Linked DNA regions of Homo sapiens: region 1 is linked to region 2. Evidence: chromatin contacts called from ENCODE Hi-C data. All regions are on one chromosome and are shown on one strand. The core of a region is the stretch at or near the end of the contact, and the rest is flanking DNA. Distances in the headings are between cores, read along the strand shown.

Region 1 (3,912 bases), core at 886-3,385, 2.0 Mb before region 2:
TGGGTTCTTGGTTATGAAGTCTTTACCTAAGCCAATGTCTAGAAAGGTTTTGCCAATGTCTAGAAAGGTTTTTCCAATGTTATCTTCCAGAATTTTTATGGTTTCAGGTCTTATATTTAAGTCTTTGCTCCATCTTGAGTTGATTTTTGTATAAGGTGAGAGATGAGGATCCAGTTTCATTCTTCTACATGTGGCTAGCCAATTATTCCAACACCATTTGTTGAATAGGGAGTCCTTTCCCCACTTTATGTTTTTGTTTGCATTGTCAAAGATCAGTTGGCTCTAAATATTTGGCCTTATTGCTGGGTTCTCTATTCTGTTCCCTTGGTCTATGTGCCTATTTTTATACCAGTACCATGCTGCTTTGTCAGGTCACTATGGCCTTATAGTGTAGTTTGAAATTGGGTATTGTGATGCCTCCAGATTCATTCTTTTTGTTTAGTTTTACTTTGGCTGTGTGGGCTCTTTTTTTGGTTCCATATGAATTTTAGGATTGTTTTTTCTAGTTCTGTGAAAAATGATGGTAGTATTTTGATTTGAATTGCACTGAATTTGTAGATTGCTTTTGGCAGTATGGTCATTTTCACAATATTGATTCTACCCATCCACGAGCATGGGCTATGTTTCCATTTGTTTGTGAGATGACCTAGATTTTTATCTCAATGCTTCAAAATAATGTGACATTTAAAATAAATTATATGATTTCAATGTTGGAGTTTAGGCAGTTTCCTTAATTTACATATGAGGAAAATGTGATCCTCATGTACTGATACATAGCAGATTCTTGATATATAACTGTTGAATAAATGAATATGTGTGTATTAATTAATATACAAATGAATGAGCTAAGTAATTGCCCAAATCATAGCTAGTTGGTTAATCTAGAATACAACTCTTCTGATTCCAGGTCCAGGGCTCTTCCCATCATGACACAAGCCTGGGAGAACAACATGCAGACATGTATTGCATGAAGCTAGATAGGCTTAGCTAGAAAACTCTTACAAACATTCTAGCTCTAAGTTTGCCTAAGGCAAAAATCATGATACTCATGCTGTAGAACCATATTTATGTCTTCTTAGAAAACCTATTGTCTTTTATTTTGGGAGTTTTGTTTTATTTTGAGACATACAATATAATGCTTAAAAACTAATTTTAAACACATGAGATACAAAACAATGCCTAGTAACAAGATGTTCCACTCTGGACCCTGCTGCTTTGTAAGAAGCCAGCCATTGACCACACGCCATCTTGCATAGAACGTCCTTGTGGTTTCTGCAGTAAGCCCTCCTGTGGTCCTTCCAAGCACTAAATAAAGCATCAGTATGGCCACTCAGTTGTCCCCTTTCATGGAACATTTGATTAGCATGTTTTCTGGACTTTCCTCATACCTCAAAACTTTCTTTCCTGCCCCCTACTCATCCAGACTCATCAGAAGCATCCATTTACATAGCTTAGAGTCCATTCATAAATTAATCATGGTTATTGCAGCCACCAAAGTTCCCCTTGACCTTCAACTCCTACTCTCTTCCCCAGCACACAGTTCCACTTTTGCTAATATTCAGAGTATCTTACCAAAAATTGACCTTTACTTTCACTCTCACCAAGCAGATCCAAAAAGCCAGTTTCACTTTGTGACACTTCCCTCCGGGTTTATTTCTACCCATGATAAGTGATTTTCCAGTACAGTTTTGTTTGTTCTCTTAACAGAGCCTGAACAGAGGACTTGAAATGGCCAGCTGAGCTGGGGTTCCAGAAATCTGCTGGATAAAAAGGAACAAAAAGCTCTCTGAGGAAATTAAAACAAAAATAAACAACAACAAAGAATCTGTTGAAAAAAAGGTAGCCAAGGTGCCTGATTACTGGCAGTAACTCCAGGATCATTAAACCAATAGCTTTGGCATTAAGTGTTTGCAACAGTTCTCTTTGAACTAGATTGTTCTATCATAGGAAAAGACAGCAGTTTGTTGGTGGTTACTAAAAGCACCACAGGAGCCCACTGGTCAGGGTATGTGTGCTCGGGGGTCTCTATGAATCCAGAGACTGCCAGGGACCCCACAGCTGCCAACTGTCAAAGCTCTGCGTAAAGATGAAAAACGTTGCTCAGAAGTGTGGAAAACCCCCTGAGCCTGACAAGTTCTAACTAGGTACAGTTTTGAGACATTGTGTCTAAATAAAGTCTACTGAGGGCCCTACTATAAAGTTTTTGAGAAATCTTGGACTGTAAATATTCCTCTTCTTAGTGGATTATGCAAAAGGGAATTTGTAATTTTGTAGCATCTCTGTCGAAACTCTTCTGCAGTTGTCTCGGTGAACCCATTGTTCAGCATTCTCAGGGGTGGTTGGTGTTACCTATTTGGGTGAGAACCAAGGCAAGAGGAAGCTCCCTTAGCATGTCTGTGCCCATGTGGGGGCAGTAAAGGAACCCAGTGAACGTGGTCACAGTGTTGCAACACACAAAAGAAAGAAATGCCAAATGCCATCTCAATATTGACAGGTAAGGGCTCTGCCTCTGACCGTGGTTTTTGAGGGGATGCAGTTCCCAGGACAATGCTAGCTTGTGTAGTGCCTTTGTGTAATTGAGAAAAAAGCACCCTTTCTTCTGGGCATATGCAGCCCCACACGAGGTGTCTTGGCTGGGCAAGTAGAGAATGGGCTGTATCCCAGCCTTCGCTCCTAAGCCATGTGCTGTTACACAGCAACCTACACAACCGTCCTCAGGTACCTACCCTGACAAGTTACCTACTCTGATGCCACTTGAAAAGATTAGGCTTCCTTGGTTTCCTTTCTTATCTGAGGGTACCAAAAGAATGATGCCTCTATTCTGGGCATTGTGAATTTGTGTTTACATGATCAGCTTTCTCTTCTCCAGGCCATTCTTCTCAGGCTGTTGAAGCTTGGTGCACACACTATTCTTAATTCCATTGAAGAATAGAGGAATGTGGGAGATAAAGATCAATTCAGTGATAAGCTTAATCTCAGATCTCTCAGCTTGTCATGGGTTGAAATCTTTAATCAATGGTTCCCAGGTGTCACTTCCTCCTCCCATTCATCGATCCCTGCTCATAACCAGGGCCTTTGAAGACCTTGTTTTTCCTGCCCATCTACCTCTGCCAGAAAGGAGTATTTCTGGGCTAGAAACATAGTAATATTGTTTTCTTATAGACCTCATGTCCGACTTCTTTTAAGTGCAAACTGCTGTCTAAGTAACAACTAGCTTTATAGGATATCTTGAAGCTTAGTGTGCTGTAGATATTATCAGTATTTTACTAACAGTTTCCCAGCTCTAGCATCCATCCCTTCCTGGTTCCCTGAAGTTGTATCGCCACCATTTCCATGAGTGTGTCCCAGGTTTCCCTAAATTTTCTGGTTTTGTTTTTTGTTTTGCTTTGTTTTTTGTTTTGAATTATCTATCCACTCTCTCTCCTTGCTCAGTGCTTTCAGCTGGACCTGCCATGTCACATCTGAGTTTTCTCAAGTCCCTTTGTTTGTTTGGTTGGTTTTAGGATTTCACTAAACTTCCTCTTAATTGTTTACAACTTTGTGACTCTGGCCATCAAAGAGGATCTATACCCTTTTCAAAGATGTCTTTTAAAGGTTTACATGTTAAAGGCAGTCTCTTTCTCATTATCCTCTCTAATTCTTCATTTTTATTTAAAAATTTTAAATACCTCAGAGCTATATGTATATTTTATGACAGCTCAGGCCATCATTACTTTGAAAGAACAGCTTGTTCTCATAACGTATTCCATGATTTTGTTAACACTGTCTTTGAACTTATATTTTCCAGACACATAAACCAACTTTTAAAAATTTTGCCTTAAGGCAACCCATCTTCTTGATCAGTTGAGTTGGCCTTCACTAGATCTTTCAAGCCATGTTTATTAAGGAACTTGAGGGTAAATTCACTATAAG
Region 2 (4,046 bases), core at 1-2,500:
CCTTTTCTTTTAATAACTAAAAGTGAATCAGATCTTAATCACAAAAACCTTCCTAAGTGTACTGCGTTTTTTTGTTTGTTTGTTTGTTTTTTGGAGACGGAGTCTGGCTCTGTCGCCCCTGCTGGAATGCAGTGGCGCGATCTCGGCTCACTGCAACCTCCGGTTCAAGCAATTCTCCTGCCTCAGCCTCCCGAGTAGCTGGGACTACAGGTTAAGTTTACTATTAAACCTACCTCAAAAATAGCCTTAGATATTCTTTGCAAATATATATATTTATACATACATACATACACACACACACATATATATATATATATATATCTATTTCCAGATAAGGAAACTTTCGGAAAACTTTGCTGTCCAACTGGTAATTCCCTGCATACTTTGCATTGATAAAGAAAACCTTGTAGCAGGGTTACAAACCTCAAAACATCCTCAGATTGCAGGTTTTAGAAACCCTCCCTATTACACCTGTGCAAGTACTTCCTGTTCTCCAACACTGTTTAAAAATAGTTTGGTAAATGCCCCGTAAGCCGCCCTTTAGAAGCTAAACATTAACTTTATATACATCACCACTACCACTGAGAAACCACCACCCCAAGAATCTCACGAGTCCAGTCATCTCTCTTCTCCAAGGAGGGAGCATAACCATCCTGGACCCCTTTAAGTAAAAAACTGTGTGCTCAGGCGAGGCAATGTGGCTTGGACAGCCAGGGGCAGGAGCCAAGTAAGGGTATTACTCACAATCCCAGCAGGACTCCAGCTTGTCGCCGCCCTCAAACACGGCAGCAATAACATCCAGGACCCAACAAGTACAGCACCTCCTCCCGCCTCGCGAGCGCCTCCAGCCTGGCCAGAGGCATCTCCGCCAGACGCGGCGAGAAGGGGCGAAAGGGCTGCGTGACCTCTGGCGTCTGAACCGCCCAGCAAAGAGAGTGTGTGTGTGCCCAGAGGGCCGGGGCCATAGGAGGTCGCCGGGCTGCGAGGGGAGAGACGAGCTCTGGGGCTAGAATGAGAGTGTCCCGGTCAGGCCCGCGGGGGTCGCAGGTCTCTGGATCTCCAACCAGAGGGCTAGTTTCGGAGACTTACCTTGAGCTCTACCCTCCTTGCGCGAGGAGCGTGCGGTCCAGGTAGAGAAATACAGGCCTTCCACTCCCACAGAGCTACCTCCCGCTGGCCCAGCCCCGCTTCACGCCGACACCCGCCAGACACACTGACTGCTGCCACAGTACCGAGGCTCACCGGGAACTGGAGCACAGGCGGCTGGTCTCCGCCGCCCAGAGCCCGACCCTGTGAGCGGAGCATGCGCATACGCCCCAATACCCAGGGACCAGTCAGGCCAGTGACACCTGCGATCAACAGGTCCCTGGAGCCCCGCCCCTCTCCCCGCCTCGAGCCCGCCCCTCGGAGCGGGCTCCGCCTTCACGCTCACCGAGGTAACTCCGCCTCCGCTCGCGATTTCCCGGCTTTCTGGACCTGCGGAATTCTATTCCCGCGGGGATTTGATGGCGTGCGCGATACAGTTGGCTTCCTCGGAGGCGCGAGATCGCGCGAGACCAAGAGATAGAACATTTCTGCAAAAGCGGCAGCTTGGCGCTGGAGTTTGGTTGTTGGGGGAAAGGTGGTTGTAGGACGTGCTGTCTGGTGTGGTGAGAAAGAGGCTAGTTCTTCAGGAGGAGGCGATTATTCTGGTGCTCTTGGTAGTTCATTCGGTATTTTCTAAGCTCAAGAACGCGGATCCACCAAGGACTTCACTTAGGTTAGGTGTTACCTGAGAGAACAATCCGTAGTTTGGCATCAGAACCCCATGCGGACACGCAGTTTCCTTTAGATTTCCGTGAGTCGTTAGACGATCTATTTGCAGTTAAATGGCTTCCTGTGGCGTGAATGTGTATTCCCCAAGCAGTTGTTTCTTGCCTTTAATTAGATAGCTTTAATAAGTCTGTTGACCTGGTTAATGATTGTCAGAAAAGTCTGTCCGCCTCTTTGCCGTGCTTTCGAACAGGTTTTAAGTTAAAAGGTACTGCTGGGAATTGGGCTAAACTTTGATTTTGAATAAACCTTTCTTAGGAATAGTAGTAAAGGAAAAACCCATCGTCACTGATACCGAATATCTCTCAAGTAAATAAAGAAGGTTTTGGAACTCATTCCAAAGCTGGTGTAAGTTGAACATACTAATTGTAAAAATGGATTTCAGTAAACCCAGAGGCACTTCTAAAAGTTTATTTGAAGAAAGAGGGGGAAGAAATATTGGTCGTTGATACAGGAGACAAATAGGACCCGTTTGTAATGTCTGAGGCTGAATCATTAAGAATTTATTGAGCATTTACTATGTTCCCTTTACTGAACTAGGCACTGTCAGAAATAGGATGAAATAAAGCCGTGGTTTCTGCCCTCAAAATATTAAAAACTTTGGGAGGGGTGGGGGAAAAAAAGATCCTACTCTGCATTTTTAAAACAATAAGAGCACACCATTAACTCTTCCCTCCGTTTCTCTAATGTCATTTTCTCCTCATTCTGCAGCTACTTTTCTGGTGCACTTTAAATACTGTTTTTCCGCTGCGTGGTCTCTGTTCGCCAGCACTCCATTTTCTTTTGCTGTTTCTGTTTAATGTTAATCCATGTCTCCTTGAGCAGTCTCTTTCCCATCATGGATTTACCTACCACGTGTCCTGTGCACCAAGAACTCTCAGGTGTATATCTATACGTCGGACATTTTTAAGCAACATCCTTTGGATTTCACACAGTATCTTAAATATGTCCCAAATTGACATGGACATCTTTACTATAATCTGTTCCTGATGCCATGTCCCTCTTCACCCATCTGGAACCTACACCATTTCCATTCCCTGTTTCAGAAAATGACACGCAACTGCCCAAGTCAGAAATCTATGAGTACCCCTGTTACTTTTCCTTCATTTCCTCTTTTCTAATATCAAATTTTGACTCTTATTTCCTTAAGTATCTCTCAGGTCCACCCCTCCACTCTCACTGTCTTAGTCCTTCAAGTAATCACCATCTCTTATGACTCATCTTCCTTGTACTATTGCAATATTCACAAGATATCCTCTAGTTATTTCCCACACCAGTCCAACCTCCATTCTATTAATAATTTTTCTAACGTGAAAATACGATCATTATACTTCTCTGCTAAGAATTTTTCATTACCCACCGGCAGGGCCTTTCATGATCACACTGTTAAACTCATCGCCATTCTTCCTCCAGTTCCTCCACATTAATCTTTCTAAAGTCCTTGCTTTCTATGTTCTTGGTTCTCTCAAGATCCTTTGGTTCTCTCTCGAATGCTTATCTCCATGGATCTTTTCATAACTTTCTGAGACAAAATTGTCATCCCTTTTGGGACTTATTTTTATAACAATTATGTTGTACTATATTTATTTCTCTGCAAATGTACCTGACAGAGTAACCCCCACCTCCACCCTTGAGAAATAATTTGAACTGTGGATAATAATGGCTTATACTACCTCCCTTCCTTATTTAGCAATTACAGAAGAATACCCTTCAGTTCACCCTGCTCAAGAATTTGACTAAACCCTGACTATACACTTTTAAAATTATATAATTTCATACTTTCTACCAGTTTTTAGCATATCTATGTACCGATCCTTAAATGGTAGAGTTGTAATAGGACCCAATTTAAGCATCAAGAGGGCAGAGTCTGAAGCAAACATGAAAAAATGGAAAATTGACATTGCAGGACAGCTGTTGCTCCCAGAAAATTTGTAATTGGGAAAGTCACAACAAGGATTTAAAATATTTTAATTCTTACTATTTGTCCTTGAGGGACGTGTGTGGGTTTGATTCCCTAGTTTCTGATTGGCTGGACCCAAATTTGTGAAGACCAATCTCTGCACCTCACACAGGCAAAGAGATCATGAAAGGGAGCAGGCTTGGCATGCCAAAGAATACCCTAGATCATTCAGCTGAGGCTTAGCCAAAGTTCACACCACCAGCACATATACACACCTCTTAGTGTTATTCTGGATTGATTATAACTCAGACTTTGAGAAATGTGCTACCCTGTG

What was found. Hi-C counts contacts between places; a loop is a spot of excess contacts on that map. Pooled maps may share reads with other maps.
Region 1: a map with no recorded cell type shows a loop between it and region 2 (4-fold over the local background). The contact joins the enhancer-like site here to the promoter of USP53 in region 2. A Hi-C loop is called at or near these places in 1 of 168 maps with a recorded cell type or tissue (lower leg skin), 1 of 37 single-sample maps with no recorded cell type and 1 of 50 pooled maps.

What each region holds. Positions count from the first base shown.
Region 1 is chr4:121,198,639-121,202,550 of GRCh38, reverse strand. It overlaps a transcript of TNIP3 not described here. Among named protein-coding and RNA genes, the nearest start is that of TNIP3, 36 kb to the right of the region's middle. Within about 2 kb of position 2,135, at least 4 of the 41 ENCODE cell types and tissues checked have a DNase peak (open chromatin) inside an H3K27ac peak, as active enhancers do.
Region 2 is chr4:119,209,917-119,213,962 of GRCh38, reverse strand. It overlaps USP53 (ubiquitin specific peptidase 53), which reads right to left and starts at 1,250. Exons shown (of 19, transcript NM_001371395.1): 1 at 1,090-1,250. LOC101929762 (a long non-coding RNA gene) reads left to right here and starts at 1,319. Exons shown (of 3, transcript NR_125931.1): 1 at 1,319-1,436. RefSeq lists enhancers at 856-905, 611-1,184, 1,516-1,635, 1,758-2,332, 3,488-4,046 and a silencer at 1,256-1,385.